2 separate regions of the Homo sapiens genome follow, and region 1 is linked to region 2. A link is an interaction called in ENCODE POLR2A ChIA-PET data of the cell type or tissue named here. Cell type or tissue: PC-3. All regions are shown on one strand. Each heading gives the region's core, and the rest is flanking DNA. Links, peaks and the distances in the headings are about the cores only. Region 1 has its middle 240 kb from the start of ERVFC1. Region 2 has its middle 100 kb from the start of ERVFC1.

What was found. Peaks named below come from ENCODE experiments on the same cell type or tissue, not always from the same donor. Only the 100,000 strongest peaks of a DNase experiment are listed, where the experiment ranks them.
Region 1: POLR2A ChIA-PET joins it to region 2 with 5 read pairs; 2 of 35 experiments call an interaction of 5 or more read pairs at or near these places.

The regions. Positions count from the first base shown.
Region 1 is chrX:98,079,789-98,088,131 of GRCh38, reverse strand. No RefSeq gene overlaps it. Among named protein-coding and RNA genes, the nearest start is that of ERVFC1, 240 kb to the right of the region's middle. In PC-3, for the core only: no CTCF peak of the experiment used is centred there; no DNase peak of the experiment used is centred there.
Region 2 is chrX:97,737,625-97,745,967 of GRCh38, reverse strand. No RefSeq gene overlaps it. Among named protein-coding and RNA genes, the nearest start is that of ERVFC1, 100 kb to the left of the region's middle. In PC-3, for the core only: no CTCF peak of the experiment used is centred there; DNase peaks (open chromatin) are centred at 4,847 and 5,747; H3K4me3 peaks cover 714 bases; H3K27ac peaks cover 2,313 bases.

The DNA.
Region 1 (8,343 bases), core at 107-8,106, 340 kb before region 2:
GATGCAGAATAGTCAAAGCAGTCTTGACCAAAAAAAAAAAATTCAGGTTGGAGGATTCATACTTCTTGATTTCAAAACTACTACAAAGCTACTGTAACGGAGACAATATGGGACTGACTTAAAGATAGACCAATAGATTAAAGGAACAGAATTGAGGGTCCAGAAATCAATCCACATGTTTATGGTCAGTTGATTTTTAACAAAGGTGCTAGAGCAATTTCAGGGGAAAGGAATAGTATTTTTGGTAAAATGATGTTGGGACAATTGTATATCCACATGCACAAGAATGAAGTTGTACTCCATGCTTACTCTATGCGCAAAAATCAACTCTAAGTGGATCATAGACCCACCTTCTTAGATAAGACACCAGAAAGAATGAGTGAGAAGTGAAAAATAAACATCTTCTCTGGAGAAATGTCTATTCAAATTCTTTGCCCATTTTAAATTCGGTTACTTGTCTTTTTATTATTGAGTTGAAAGAGTTTCTTATATATTCTGGATACAGGTTTCTTATCACATGTGTCCCCAAACCCCGGGTGCAGACTGGTACCGGTCCATGGCCTGTTAGGAACTTGACCACACAGCAGGAGGTGAGCAGTGGGTGAGCAAGCATTACCACCTGAGCTCTGCATCCTGTGAGATCAGCGGTGGCATTAGATTCTCACAGGAGCATGAACACTATTGTGAACTGCATATGTGAGGGATCTAGGTTGTGCACTCCTTATGAGACCCTAATGCCTGATGATCTGAGGTGAAACAGTTTCATCCCGGAACCATCTGGTCCCCACCCCACCACCACCCCCAACCATTTGTGGAAAAATTGTCTTGCATGAAACCAGTCCCTGGTGCCAAAAAGGTTGGGGACCACTGCCTTATCAGATATATGATTTGCAAAAATTTTCACCCATTCCATAGATTTTATTTTTACTTTCTTGGTTGTATGAATTGTATCAAAAAAGATTTTCATTTTGATAATATTCAATTTAAGTGAATTTATCTTATGTGAATTATATCTCAATAAAGCTGCTCTTAAAGATCTAGGTAAAGACAATCTCTTTATGAGTTAATATAGTGAGAAATAAATTGATCAAATGCCTACAGTGTTTTTGAGGAAACAGTATCACCAAAGTAACTACAAGGCTGGCTGGCAAAAGCCTGTAATGTTTGATGCCTGAGCAACCCTGAGGTCCCAAACATGCACCAACAAAAATGAGCTACAGGTTTTATTCATCAGTCTGGACTGAGCTTCTTTTGTTTCTTGCACATTCCCATACTTTTTAGCTTGCCTTTGTATGAAACACTTCAGTGTTTTGTATCATTTGGAGAGGTAGTATAGTGTAATGGTTCCAACAATGGTCTTCAGACCCAAACCACTTTCGTTCAAATCCCAGATCCACCTATCAATAATTGTCTGATTTGGGGCAAGTTAGTTAATCTTTCTATAGCTCAGGTTTTCCCATCTGTAAAACACAAATGCTAATAGTACCTTTCTCACAGGGTTGGTGTGAGCTTTAAACTGTTAACATAGGTACAGCTCTGATAACAGTGCCTGACATAGAGTAAGTGCTAAGCATAAATTATTAAAACTATTTCTATGTGATTGATATGGTTTGGCTGTGTCCCCACCCAAATCTCATCTTGAATTGGTCATCTATGAATGATCATAATCCCCAAGTGTCATGCTGGAATGAGTTAAGACTTTGGGAGACTGTTGGAAAGGCATGATTGTATTTTGAAATGTGAGGGCATGAGATTTTGGAGGGGTAAGGGGTGGAATTATATTGTTTGGCTGTGTTCCCACCCAAATTTCATCTTGAATTGTAGTTCCCATAATCCCCACGAGTCAAGGCGGGGAGCTGGTGGGAGGTAATTGAACCATGGAGGTGGTTACCCCATGCTGTTCTTTTGATAGTGAGTGAGTTCTCACAAGATCAAGTTTTAGAAGGGGCTTTTCCCCCTTTGCTTGGCATTTCTCTTTCCTGCTGCCATGTGTAGAAGAAGGTGTTTGCTTCCCATTCCACCATGATTGTAAGTTTCCTGAGGCTTCCCCAACCATACAGAACTGTGAGTCAACTAAACCCATTTACTTTATAAATTAACACAGTCTCAGGTATTTCCTCATAGCAGTGTGAGAACGGACTAATACAGTAGTTGTTGGTAGGGACAGTAGGAGACCTTTTAAATAACTCAGTATGTCTACCACTCAGCTCTACAGTTGGCAAAAGAAAACCTTTAATTTGCTCTCCTTCCCTCCACCTTTTCCCCAAACTTCCTCATTTCTCTGGATGGCACCATGATCTCTGCTTTCAGATAAAAAACTTGGAGTCTTCAGAGTCCCTCCAAGTCTTCTTTTTCTCTCACTTCACACATTAAATCCATCAGCAAGTCTTCTTAGCTCTACTTCTCAAATATATTCCAAATCTATCCATATTTCACTACATCTACCAACACTATCCTGGTAAAAGCCATCATAATTTTTCTTGTTGTCTGCCACAGGAGACTCCTAACTGCTCTTTCAAATTGTACTCTTGCAACACTAGGGTCCATTCTCCACAGATGCCAGAGTGTTACTTTTAAAGGCTAAATAAAATAATATTGCTCCCTTGATTAAAACTTCCTATGGCTTTTCACCGTACTTGGATTATAATCCAAACCATTACTATGGCCTACAAGAGACTTTATGATAGCTGGTTTCCAAAGATTGCAACAATCAATCAAGAGCTAGAGTCTATTTCCCTCTGCTTGAAATTGAGTTCGCCCTGTAAATTGTTTTGACTGATAAGATGCAACAGAAGTAACGTTCTGGGACTTTCAAACTTAGATCACAAGAGGTCTAGCAGATTCTGCTTCTTCCTGAGAGGAAGCCAACTTCCATGTAAGTCTGACTACCCTGAGACCACCATGCTCTGAGGAAGCTGAAAGTAGTCATGGGAATAGATAGAGGCCATGAAGAGAAGCACCTATACACCAGGGATTCTAGAGCCTTCTTTGACAATCCAGCCCAGTCCAGCCACCAGATGAACACTATCAAATGTCTTCAGCTAACACCATACAGAGCAGAAAAATTATTGAACCAGGGTCTGCCCAAATTCCTGGCTCATGAACACCTGAAGAATAATAAATTGTTATATTAAGCTATTATGTTTGTAGTAGCTACATGTGCAGCCATACATAATGGAAACATCCCTCATGATGCCTTTCCCCTATACTCCAGACTCATTTAAGTTCTCTGTGTTCTACTAAGTTCTCTGTGTTCTACTAAGTTGTCTGTATTCTAACCAGGCTTACTCTCTTTTTCTTCTTCTAATATGAAAACCTTGTTCCTGCTTCATGGCCCTTAAAGTCACTGTTCCCTTTGTCTAGAATTCTCTTTCCTCAGTTATGAGCATACTTCATGTCTTCTCATCATGATATCATAGTTCAATTATCACCTCCTCCAATAGGCCTTTCTTACCCACATTACCTGGAGAAGCTCCATACCCCCACTGTGATAATTCTATCATGCTTCTTCATTTTATTTTTTAGTATTAACATTATCTGAACTTGTTTTGACTATTTACTTATTTTTTCTTGTCTCTTTTTTTTCCTGAGGACAAAATCTTTATTTTGTTCACTGCTGTAAAATTAAAACTGTGAACAGTGTCTGGTATAGAGTAAGTGCTAAATATAGATTGGATTAATGAATTAATTAATAAAGATGAAAGGGTATTGTTACATTCCAGTAGACCAAAAGTAGAAGCTATTGGTTACTGTGGTGGATATTCTCAATTTTCCTTGCCTATTCCTCTCTCTACCATTTTCACCTTTTTCTGTGCCCCAGGAAGTTGGCTTTATGTGTGGGTCAACAGGCTTTCTTGGTTTTGGTTGGTTTTAGCCAATGGGAGGCACCAATAAGGGATTAGAGGGTCAGAGGAGAAAGAGGTCAGGGTATTTATTATAATAACTTCCTCCCAAAGAGTTAACTGGCAGCTACACCCCTCTTCCAAATATTACAGCTCGCAGCAGATGGCCTTCTCTTATTGTAGCTTTTGTTCTTTCCTTTTTATCAGTTGTTATAAATATGGCTTCCAGAGTCCAGTTGGGGTTTCAGAGGATCATTTGGTTGGTAGCTTATAGGATGGAGGGAGGCCAGGGAATGATTACCTCTCCAGGATCTGGTAATATTTCCCTTCTCCTATCCAGTTAGGCCATGGGTTGATAAAAGCTGCTCTCTGTCATTAGCCCTGAGTGCTTCACCGCTTTTTGTTGCTTTCCCTTAATGCTGCCCAGACATTTAAAAATAGCCTTTTTATTTAAAATCTCTTCAAACACCTTCTATAAGTGTACTATTATTACTGCTTTCTTAGTCTATGTGGGCTACTATAACAAAGTCCCACAAACTTGGAGGCTTAAAAACAACAGAAGTTTTTTTCTCAGGGTTCTGGAAGCTAAAAAATCCAAGGTCAAGTCACCAGCAGTTTCAATGTCAGGTAAAGACCTGCTTTCTCATAATGGAATCTTCCTACTCTGTCCTCACAAGGTGGAAGGGGCTACCTAGCCCTTGGCAGTCTTTTTTTTTTTTTTTTTTTTTTGAGACAGAGTCTTGCTGTGTCACCCAGGCTGGAGTACAATGGCGTGATCTTGGCTCACTGCAACCTCTGCCTCCTGGGTTCAAGCCATTCTCCTGCCTCAGCCTCCTGAGTAGCTGGGATTACAGGTGCCCGCCACCACACCCAAATAATTTTTTTTGTATTTTTAGTAGAGACAGGGTTTCACCATGTTGGTCAGGCTGGTCTCAATGGTCTTGAACTCCTGACCTCAGGTGATCCACCAGCCTTGGCCTCCCAAAGTGCTGGGATTACAGGTGTGAGCCACCGCACCCAGCCGGCAGTCTTTTTTTTAAGGGCACTAATCTCAATCATGAGAGCTCTGCCCTCATGATCTAATAACCTCCCAGAGGCCCCGCCATGTAATACTATCACCTTGTGGATTAGAATTTCAATATATTAATTTTGAAGGTTGCAAACATTCAGACCATAGCACCTGCCAAGACCCTAACAGTTACTTTCTAGTTCTGAACAATAGATCCTTACATGTAGCTGTTTTAATTGATTTATAGTAATAATTTTTATAAATATGCTGTTATATATTTTTATTTTAGTTGGTCCACATACTTATTAATCTATGCCTAGATAGTTGAAAGATGGGTAGACATATTATTGCTTTATTTTGAAATAGTTCTTTTGGGAAATTATGAGCCTATCAATACATACATATACCTATGCATTTACATACCCACATATAACATACCTGTTTCGGCTTTCAGAATTGCTTCTGCTGAGGCAAACTTATCTTACTTTGCAGATTTTGTTTTCACCACCTCCAAATACTCTAGCAATGGAAACCCACTCCAGAACCGTTCAGCTCTTCTTTTACTAATATGACTCATATTGCCTCTGAAGAGAGTATCATCAAGGACAGGGTGTAGAAGTAGGAGAATTTAGTGTATGGTAATGCATAAAAAGAAGTCAGTAAACAACCAAGATTGGTGCTGCCAGCACTGCATAGAGCAAATATGGATGTGAAGAAGGATTATTTGTCTTGTTTGGCTAGGTCTACACCAATATAATGAGAATATTTGTTGGTAAAAATGTTAGCAGCTTTGTATAGGCATTGGCAAGATTATCACTTTTGTGAGTCTAGCTGCAAGTATGTGGCAATTGCAAATTAATTTAAATGCAAAAATAATTTCCCTAGAAGTTAGAGGAAAAAATATGAGAGTGCTGACCTGAAGTAGAATTTATCTTTAATTTTAAGTCAAATTTTAAAAATTATTTTCACGGAACACTCATGAATCTTTAAATTAGAGAAACACAAAGTTTTATAGCTTGGAGAGTTCTAATGTCCTTTGTCTAAACTCTTCACTTTACAAAAAAGAAATCAAGGTCTGAAGTGGTTGCTTATAGTCAAAACTGGGACCATAATTCCTTGTGTCTTTGTTTTCCAGCTTTTGTTCTTTCCTTTTTATCAATTGTTATAAATATGGCTTCCAGAGTCCAGGTGGGGTTTCAGAGGATCATTTGGTTGGTAGCTTATAGGACGGAGGGACGCCAGGGAATGACTCTTCCCCTATTTACTTCAATAAGAGCATATCTGTCTTTATTGGTTATATAAGTTTCCATGTAAGATTTTGCTTGGAAAACTTTCCTTGTGTTAAAAAAGAGAGAGATTTGAAAAGCACCATTCTATGTCATGCTATTAACCTAGGGGAAAACTAGCTGAAGAGATTTGCAAAAAAAAAAAAAAAAATTGCATTGATTTGATTGAATCTGGTGATACACAAATAAATGTTTAAAAATTGGCTTTCTCAGGTAGCAAAGAAAGTTCTGATTTGTAGCATTTGCCAATTTCCATCTCACCATGACTGATTTCAGCTACCAACATGATGTCAACCAGCTTGCAAAATTACTGAAAATTTAACAATTGGCTTTTACAAGCCATTGCTAGCTCCAACACAGCACGGATTTGAATTCCTTCTATGTGTAATTACTCACATGATTTTTCTGATTTTTATTCTTGTACTTCCATAAGCGACTGAGAATTTTTTTCATTATGCTAATAAATAAAAGACAATGACTTAGTTTGCAGGCTTTGGAGAGTATTCTTCTTCACGTTGATTTTTTATGGATTATTTTGTTTGTTTGTTTATTCATTTGGGGGTTGGGAATTGGATTTTGTCACAGGCAAACATGTATACTCTCTAAGCTAAAAAGTAGTATATCTAAAATGGAATGCTAATGAAACCACCATAGATGAAAATCAGTGGCCATTCTGAAAGTGGATCAAAATGTTTACACATATATAGATCTTTCTATAAACCAACAGCATTTACTTTTATATGTGCAGAGGTTCTATATTATCAAACATGAGGAAAAGTATCTTTGGGTGGGTTGCTCTTCTTGCTTCATCTCCCTAGGAAGCCGTTTAATTACATCCCATTATTCTCTTTGACCCCAGTAGGTGTTCCATGCTCAGATTGGCTTTTTTTTTCATGCAATGACCCTTCCACATATCTCTCATACTGTTCTACCTCCTGCTGCTCTTGAAACACAGAGATAGACAAAAATTTCCACATTAAAAGAGAAAGGTTTCGAGGGATAAGAAAAAGAAAATCAAAGAAGAAATAATTGTCCACATATTTATGTCGAGGTACTTTCAATGTATATGGCCTCTTCCTTGTTCTTTCTCATACCATGACATCCACATCTCTACCTTATATTGTGTACAATTTAATCCAATTGCATTTATCAAAATTGTTCCAGTTAATGTTTCAACTCTTCTGTGCCATATATTTGACTTCTGTGATTAAAAGCTCAGTGACAGAAAAGACATATATATTTTCTTTTACTTTCACAAATTTTTTTTCAGAAAACAGAAAGCACGTAATGATAGCAATAAGCTGTCATGTTCACAAAGGTCTGTCTGCTTTCTTCCAATCTCTCTGTGTAGGCTGGTGAGGAGAATGAAACAAGGGTAAGAATCTCCAAACCAGTCTATAGATTTATTCCATCTTCTGAAGAACTTTTACGCTCAAATTGACTGAAAATGGATCTTTCAGTAAGAAGAGATGTCTTGTGGTGTATTTTTATCAGTTGAAAATCACTTTGATTACTTTAAAATATAGTCAAGCCATATGCAAAAACCTAAGCAGACATAATTTCATAGTTAATTGGGTTTATTAATTATCTGTCACTACCTTATGATAGAGACATAGCAATAGCTCTAATATTGATGATGTTAGTTCACAGCAATCCTGCTGCCATGAACATTTTATAATAAATTCCAATCAACCCATGCTCCTTCATCTTAATTACCAATAAATGCCTTCAATTGGTGATAGTCCTTTGATTCCCACACTCATTGCTACATCATTTATTCTCTATCTTTGATCAGCATTACAGACTTTACTGATTTGGGGGAAGATGCTGACTTTTTCTATTTCAAACCATGTTATCTAGTTTGATTCTATTGTTCCTTTTGTTAAGAAAGTTGGCGCTATGATGACAGAACAGGAACTAGGATCAGTAGTCACAGTTGGATTTCAGGCTGAAAAAGTAAGTAAACTATGACATTACAGGGTTTTCTAATTTCAATTAATCACAGATATATCGACATTTGCTTCATTTATAAGGTAAAAGAATATTTTCAATACCTGGTCTGAATTTTCATCCAGAGATCTGAGATTCAAGCTGTGTTCTTTCTGCCTCTTTCATCATTGCCAGTAATAAAGATTCTGCAATGAGAACTTAGCTGACAATTTGGTTGATGATGCCTGAACCCCAACAGAAAGCACTTTGGCTCTTC
Region 2 (8,343 bases), core at 306-8,305:
GCCCCCTCTCCCATCCAAAATGCACTTGCTCTTTTGAAACATTTGGTTTCTGCTATAAAGTTAGACCTTTTCTTCATAGCCTACAGGAAGAAGAATCTTTCACCATTCAGTTTCTCAGTTTGTTTTAGCACCCTCCAAAGCCTCCTTTTCATCCCTTTCTGTCTTCTTTTCACTCTCCACCTTGCTGGGAAGTGCCTAGTAACTTAATTCCTCTAGGAATGACAACTTTTGAGTTTAATCCTTTAGGGGACTTACATTTGAATAAGGGACAATCCCCCAACCAAAAGAAATTATTTACTCCTGATGGAACTTGGGACTTCAGCAAAAGGTCCTACAGAGTGGGGACTTGCTGCCAAACCTACCACTTGACAGTTTAGGGTTGAGAAGGCTTCTTTATTTGGTAGAGCCTTGGGACTTCAAATTCTCCCACCCCACTTTCCCATTACACTTTTTCTTAAATTCCGTTTCCTTACATATCTTTCCCATACTTTTCAGGGAAAGAAGCATTTTCCAGTGGTCACAATAAAATCTGGATTCTGCTGATGCTGGCTATTGTTCAGGCAAAAGGAGTGAAAACACATGTCACATAAGATGAGAGTCAACTCATTTTCTTCTTGGCTGGAGAATTGTTTTCCTTGTCACTTTCATGTACTCACTAATTTATATCTTCAGTAGCTATATATTCTAGGGTTTCTTTCCTTTGAAGAGTTTGATATGCTCTTATTGCTCTAATTTTTGAAATAATAATTGTCTTTTGGTAGTTACTGAAAAACTGTCTTAATATGATCTTGAAATAATGCCAAAATGGCCAGAAAAGGGCCATCATTAGGAAAGAGATTGTTCTGGGTCTAGTTTGCAGTAATGAGGACAGGACCTTAGTGGGTGAGCCTAAATTATGCTGTTTTGTTATTCAGAAGCAGTGAGCTTGAGACTGATCCACAGGAATTGTACATTCGTAAATAGAAGTAGGTTAAAGTAATTAATCCTATGTCTTGCAGCTCCAACGTTTTCTCCCTTAAGAGAAATTACCCAGGGTCCAAGGCAGCTAACAACAAGGTGTAGTGATAAAGTGCTTGAGTTCTTTCTGATTTGGGACCTGTTATTTGCTCCAATGTATGTTAGTCTGTTGTATACAAAGCATGTATTTTAAGCCAAAGAGCAAGTATAAATTTGATGTAACCTCATATCCTTCCAAGTCATAGATATGGAAAATGCTTTTAGAAACAAAAAGACACATTTTTAAAAGCAACTCACTAGAACTATTCAAGAAGCAATTAGATGCCATCCTGGGGGAGGGAAACCTTCAATAAAATGGGCAGGTAATTTCTCTTAGCACTTCTTATATTTCTATTTTCATGCTTAATGAAATGGAAGCATGAGAAGGAAGCTCTGCCCATTACTATTTTTTTCCAAGGTAACTTTGAAGTAGTTTTTGAAAATTGCAACATTATTTAAGGTCCTGGACAAATAACTGCATTTGGGAGTTGCATTAGTCCATTCTCATGCTGCTAATAAAGACATATCCAGGACTGGGTTATTTATAAAGGAAAGAAGTTTAATTGACTCACAGTTCAGCATGGCTGGGAAACTTAAAATCAGGAAACTTACAGTTATGGCAGAAAGGGACACAAACACGTTCTTCTTCACATGGCAGCAGCAAGGAGAAGTGCCAAGCAAAAGGGGGGAAAGTCCCTTATAAAACCATCAGATCTCATGAGAACTCACTCACTATCATGAGAATAGCATGAAGGTAACTGCTCCCATGATTAAATTGCCTTCCACAGTGTCCCTCCCATGACACATGGGGATTATGGGAACTATAATGCAATATGAGATTTGGGTGGGGACACAGCCAAACCACATCATTCTACCCCTGGCCCCTCCAAAATCTCATGTCCTCATATTTCAAAACACAGTCATGCCCTTCCAACAGTCCCCCAAAGTCTTAACTCATTCCAGCATTAACTCAAAAGTCCAAGTCCAAAGGCTTAATCTAAGACAAGGCAAGTCCCTTCCACCTATGAGCCTGTAAAATCAAAAGCAAGTTAGTTATGTCCTAGATACAATGGGGTTACAGACATTGGGTAAATACACCCATTCCAAATGAGAGAAATTGGGCAAAACAAAGGGGCTATAGGCCCCATGCAAGTCCGACATCCAATAGGGCAGTGATTAAAACTTAAAGTTTCAAAATTATGTCCTTTTACTCCATGTCTCACATCCAGGTCATGCTGATGCAAGAGATGGGCTCCCACAGCCTTGGGCAGCTCTGCCCCTGTGGCTTTGCAGGGTACAGCTCCCCTGCTCCCTGGCTGCTTTCATGGGCTGGCATTGAGTGTCTGTGGCTTTTCCAGATGCACAGTGCAAGGTGTCAGTGGATCTACCATTCTGGGGTCTGGAAGACAATGGCCCTCTTCTCACAGCTCCACTATGCAGTGTCCCAGTAGGGACTCTGTGTGGGGGCTCCAACCCCACATTTCCCTTCTGCACTGCCTTAGCAGAGGTTCTCCATGAAGGCTCCACCCCTGCAGCAAACTTTTGGCTGGACATCCAGGCATTTCCATACATCCTCTGAAATCTAGGCAGAGGTTCTCAAACCTCTATTCTTGACTTCTGTGCACCCACAGGCTCAACACCAAATGGAAACCACCAAGGCTTGGAGCTTGCACCCTCTGAAGCAAATGCCTGAGCTGTACGTTGGCCCCTTTTAGCCACAGCTGGAGCCGAAGCAACTGGGACACAGAGCACCATGCTATGAGGCTGCATACAGCAGGGGGCGCCCTGGGCCCAGCCCAGGAAACCATTTTTCCCTCCTAGTGCTCCAGGCCTATGATAGGAGGGGCTGCTATGAAGGTCTCTGACATCCCCTGGAGATGGTTTGCCCCATTATCTTGGTGAATAACATTTGGCTCCTCATTACTTATGCAAATTTACACAGCAGGCTTGAATTTCTCCCCAGAAAATGAGTATTTCTTTTCTATCACATCATCAGGCTGCAAATTTTCCAAACTTTTATGCTCTGCTTCCTCTTGAACACTTTGCTGCTTAGAAATTTCTTCTGTCAAATACCCTAAATCATCTCTCTCAAGTTCAAAGTTCCACAGATCTCTAGGGCAGGGGCAAAATGCTGCCAGTCTCTTTGCATAGTAAGAGTGACCTTTACTCCAGTTCCCAACAAGTCCCTCATCTTCATCTGAGATCACCTTAGCCTGGACTTCATTGTCCATATCACTATCAGCATCTTGGTCAAAGCTATTCAACAAGTCTCTAGGAAGTTCCAAACTTTCCCACATTTCCCTGTCTTCTTCTGAGCCCTCCAAATTGTTCCAACCTCTGCCTGTTACCCAATTCCAAAGTCACTTCCACATTTTCCGGTATCCTTTTAGTGGCACCCCACTCTCTGTGGTACCAATTTACTCCATTAGTCTGTTCTCAGGCTTCTATGAAGAAAAGAGGTTTAATTGACTCACAGTTCCACATGGCTGGGGAGGCCTCCAGAAATATACAGTCATGGCAGAAAGGGAAGCAAACACGTCCTTCTTCACATGATGGCAACAAGGAGAAGTGCCGAGCAAAAGGGGGAAAAGCCCCTTATAAAACCATCAGATGTCATGAGAACTCACCACTATCACAAGAACAGCATGAGGGTAAGCGCCCTCATGATTAAATTACCTCCCACTGGGTCCCTCCCGTGGCACCTGGGGATTATAGGAACTACAATTCAAGATGATATTTGGGTGGGGACACAGCCAAACCACATCAGGAGTCTTACTCTTATCATGTTAATTCTGGAACTAAGTGCTTCATCCATGTGTATGATAGAAAACACCAGAGCAAGCTTCATAGCTTCATTCACAGAACAAAAGAAAAAAAAAAAAGATGGATCCACAATCTAATGCTTTGCCAGCACAGTAGTATGCTATTTTTCTAGAGTAAATATAGAGTGCCTTTTTTGTGCCAAGCATGGTGTTAAGTGAACTCATTAAATACTATAAAATCCTCAAACATAGGAACTAAGACAATCCCATTTTAAATATGAGGCAATAAAGGCTCAAATAGGTTAAGTGATTTGCCCCAGTAGAGCTTCTCCAATGTGGTTCCAAAGCATATAGAGTCCCCTGTATTCATCCACTCCCAGTATAAGCTTCCCCTGTATATACATGCTTTTAAGGCACATAAGGAAAGACAGAGACCGGTCTACAGACATCACAATTAAGGCTCCTGGTCTGACGCTGATTAGGAAAAGCCCCAGGCAGGTGTGGAAAAGCAGAGCTGAACTAAACTGTGCCTAGAAAACACAGACAGATTCACTCACTGGTTCAGCAATAGATTGGAAACCCAGGGGTTGTTAGTTCTCCTTAAAGCTTTGTTTGAGCACAGATGTGACCCTGATCTTACTAGTGAACCATCCTGGCCTCAGTTTTCTCATCCGTGACTTAGAAATGGAGACTTCAAATACTTGGAAACATAGCCAAGTGACAGGAAATTTCCAGAGCCCAGACTCTCACACTTTAAGTATAACAACACATAGTTTTGTGTAGAGGTAAGTATGTGCTTGTGAAATAATAATATATTAGTCTTTGTCCCTGGTTCCTGGCATAAAGCTTCTAAAACTCTTGTAATTTCCCAGGTGACAGGAGCATCTTTTATTCTAATGAGGTGTCTTGGTGGGCTCCTGCATGGGGGCTGGTCACCAGAAAGACCAAGGCATGATTAGGAGCTTGGAACTTTCAACCCCACTCCCAGCCCCTTCTCCAGAGAGGGAGGGAAGAGGGGCTAGAAATTGAGTTAGTAATTGTTCATACCTACATGACAAAGCCTCCATAAAAATTCCAAAAGTATGCGGTTCTGGAGAGCTTCCAGGTTGGTGAGCAAGGACACATTAGCATGCTGGGAGGGTGGCTGCACCCCAACTCTACAGAGACAGAAGCTCCTGTGCTCAAGATCTCTCTGAACCTTGCCCTATGTATCTCTTCATCTGGCTTTCCATTTACATTCTTTACAATATCCTTTGTAATAAATAAGTAACAGTAAGTAAACTCTTTTCCTGGAGTCTGTGAACTGCTCTTGCAAATGGAACCTGAAAATGGGGTCATGCAAACCTCTGATTTTTACCAAGTCAGACAGAAGTTGTAGGTAACTTGAAAACTTACTACCTGTCATTGGTTTCTGAAGTTGGGTGAGGGAAGTCTTATGGGACTGAACCCTTAACCTGTGAGGTCTGCACTAACTCTGGTCAGTGTCAGCTTGAATTGTGGGATACCTAGCTAGTGTCAGAGAATTGCTTGCTGTGGGAGAGGCACCCACATATTTGTTCACAGAAGTGTTCTGTGTTGAGTTTTGAAAGTATAGTAAGAGAAAAAAACTGTGTTTTTTTTCTATTCAATGATCTATGCAGAAACATAGACCAAAGACCTAGAAATACTATTCCCCTTTTAGGAAAAAAAAGTAATTTACCAAGTTTTTCCTCTGCTAAAAAATGTCATTTTGATGGATATGGCTAAATAGAACATTGAAGGAATGAAAAGTTCTGTCATTTTTTGGAGTAAACTTTTAGAAGTTCCTTTGTTTCCAAATGTAGTCAAAGTAATGTGGTTTTAATAAATATGAAGCTAATAATATAGCATTATTTTGAGCTTATGAATTGTTAAGCTTATTTTTTGTAATGATTAATGATGAATCATTTTATAAAGCTTGGGTGATTCATCAACAGAGCAGCATGCCTTTAAAACAGGTGTTCTGGGAATTTCACAAACTCTGAATTACAAAGTTTTTTTATTCTCTGTAATTTGGGAATTTCCAAGTCACCTGCAAATAGGAATAGAGACAAAGTAGGAGGCATCTACTCTCAGCTCCCCACACTACTTCCATCTTCATGGGATCTTAATAAATTCAGCTATAACAAAATGTAAACTACAAGTAGAGTCCAATTTCAAAAGAGGTCTAGCAGCGTTATCTAAGAGAGATTGTGTAGCTTTTATAGCAGTATGTTTCTTTTAAGTGTTTTGTCCCTGCTGTGTTATCTTAAAGGATTTAAAAAAAAAAAAAAAAAAAAAAGACAGTAGCAAAAATGTGTCTGCTCTAGAGCTCAGATGTTTTTTAAAATGTGGACTGCTTCCCTGGAATTATTCTTTAGAAAGAAGGGTATAAACTTTAGTTTAGATAGAGAATATAAAGTGATGTGACAAAGATCAAGGAAGGGGAGAGAAGCTGATAATTGCCTGCTGGATCTCACTCCTCTGAACTCATCAAAATGGAAAGATAATGATCATGATCATACTTCAGTCTCATGATAGTTTTAGCTTACTCAAAAAGAAAAGCTAAACATAAATGATCAACAATAAAGAAATGCTTACATTATGGTACACCTACATGATAGAATCTACTGCAGCCATTATAATGAATATTTTAGAAGAATATTTAATAACAGTGAGAATGCTTATAAATGACTAAAAATAGCAGAATACACTGTAAGAAGAGTATGAAGTCAATTTAAAATATACGACCAGAAAAATGAATGGTGATGTTAACAATGTCTGGGCAGCAGTTGTATTTTGTCTTTTACACTTTTCTGTTTGTTTCAAATGTTCTTCAATGAGCATGTATTTGATTTGCTATTAGAAAACAATAACAAACACTTTTTAAAAGTCTTAAAAACTTCTGGTTATTTTCAGACAAGCAACATAACTGTTGACTTATTTTTATCATTTTCTTTTATTTTTTGAGAGACAAAAGTTACTCTGACATAAAGCCAAGAGTGATATAATTTTACTTTTTATTTTCTCTTTCTCTCTCTTTTTCTCCTCTCTCTCTACGTTTGACAAGGTATATGACCTTTATCCGTAGGAGTTCTCTAAACCCAAGCTTGAGATCCACACATTTCGCCTTATGTTTAGCTTTCCTCTGTAAAAAAAAAAAAAAAAAAAAAAAAAATTCATCTTGTTTGTAATTGTCAAATGTTGATGTTTGTGTAACCATTTATTTGTTTATTGATTTATTCACCCAACATTCTTTGATTGAGGAATACAGGCATATTAATACCACAGTGGGGGATAATTTGGAGGAAAGAAAAACTAAAGGTGGAAAACCAGTTAAGCAAGGAATCATGCAGACGTAAAACAGTGTGGGTAGTTTGAGAATGTGAAGAAAGGAACAGGGTCAAGAGATATCCTGAGAGTAGAAAGAACAGAGTTGGAGGGCTCCTGTAGCTGTGACTAATATGTACCAGATACCATGCTAATATAAGTTGTACAACAGTAAACAAAAGACACCTTCTCCTTATTCTGCAAATCTCCAACACAACCTCCCTTACTCCTCCTTGGTCTCAACTCATGGTCTTGCTTCTTATTTTCTGAGAAAACAGAAGCAATCAGAAGAGAACTACATCACAATTTCACCTCCAAGTCTACTAACTTCCCTGCATCCTCTACTATACATTCTGCCTTTCCTCCTGTTAAAAGGAAAGACCTGTCTGTTGCTTCACATGTGTTCTGAATCCCATCTCATCACCTTATCAAGGACATCGCTCTTGTAATCATCCTACTACTCTGCATAATCAAAATTTCTCCCTCTAATGGGCCATTCTAGGCAGCATACAAATATTCTGTCCTTCTCTCATCTTAAGCAAACATTCCCTTGAGCTTAACACTCACTCCAGCCACCATCCCATTTTATCTTGCTAAAAGGTCAAAATTTTTTAAGAAAAAAAAAAGAACATCAAGACAGTTATCTATGTTTGTACCTATACTTCTCTTTCGATTCTTTCCAGTGTTAAAAGAAGATCTTTAGCCAAGTTAAATTTAACAGAGTTTAATTGAGCAAAGAATCGTTCATGAATTGGACAGCCTCCTGAGCCAGAGTAGGCAGAGAGAAACTCCTGGGTAGCCACATAGTGGAAGAAGATTTTTAGACAGTAAAAGGAAAGTGACGTACAGAAAACGGAAGTGTGGTACACAAACAGCCAGATTGGTTATAGCCTGGCATTTGCCTTATTTGAACACAGTTTGAACAGTTGCCCCCCTTTGATTGGCCAAATCTCAGAGATTGGCACAAGAGTAGGTTATAATCTATTTACATCTCCATTTAAATTACAGTATGCTATGTACAATGAAACCTTTAGGCCAAACTTAGAATATGTCAGGAGGCCGATTTAGGCTAAACTTGATTTAACACTAAAAATCAATTAGCCATTTACTCAGATAATTCTACCAAAACTGTTCTTGTAATTGTCATCAGTGGCCCCCAGGTTGTAAGGCCCAAAGGCAGGGCCAGTTTCATGGTGTTCATGTAACCTACACAGTCATATAGGGCCCTATACGTACAAGAGCCTTATGCTTGGGTTAA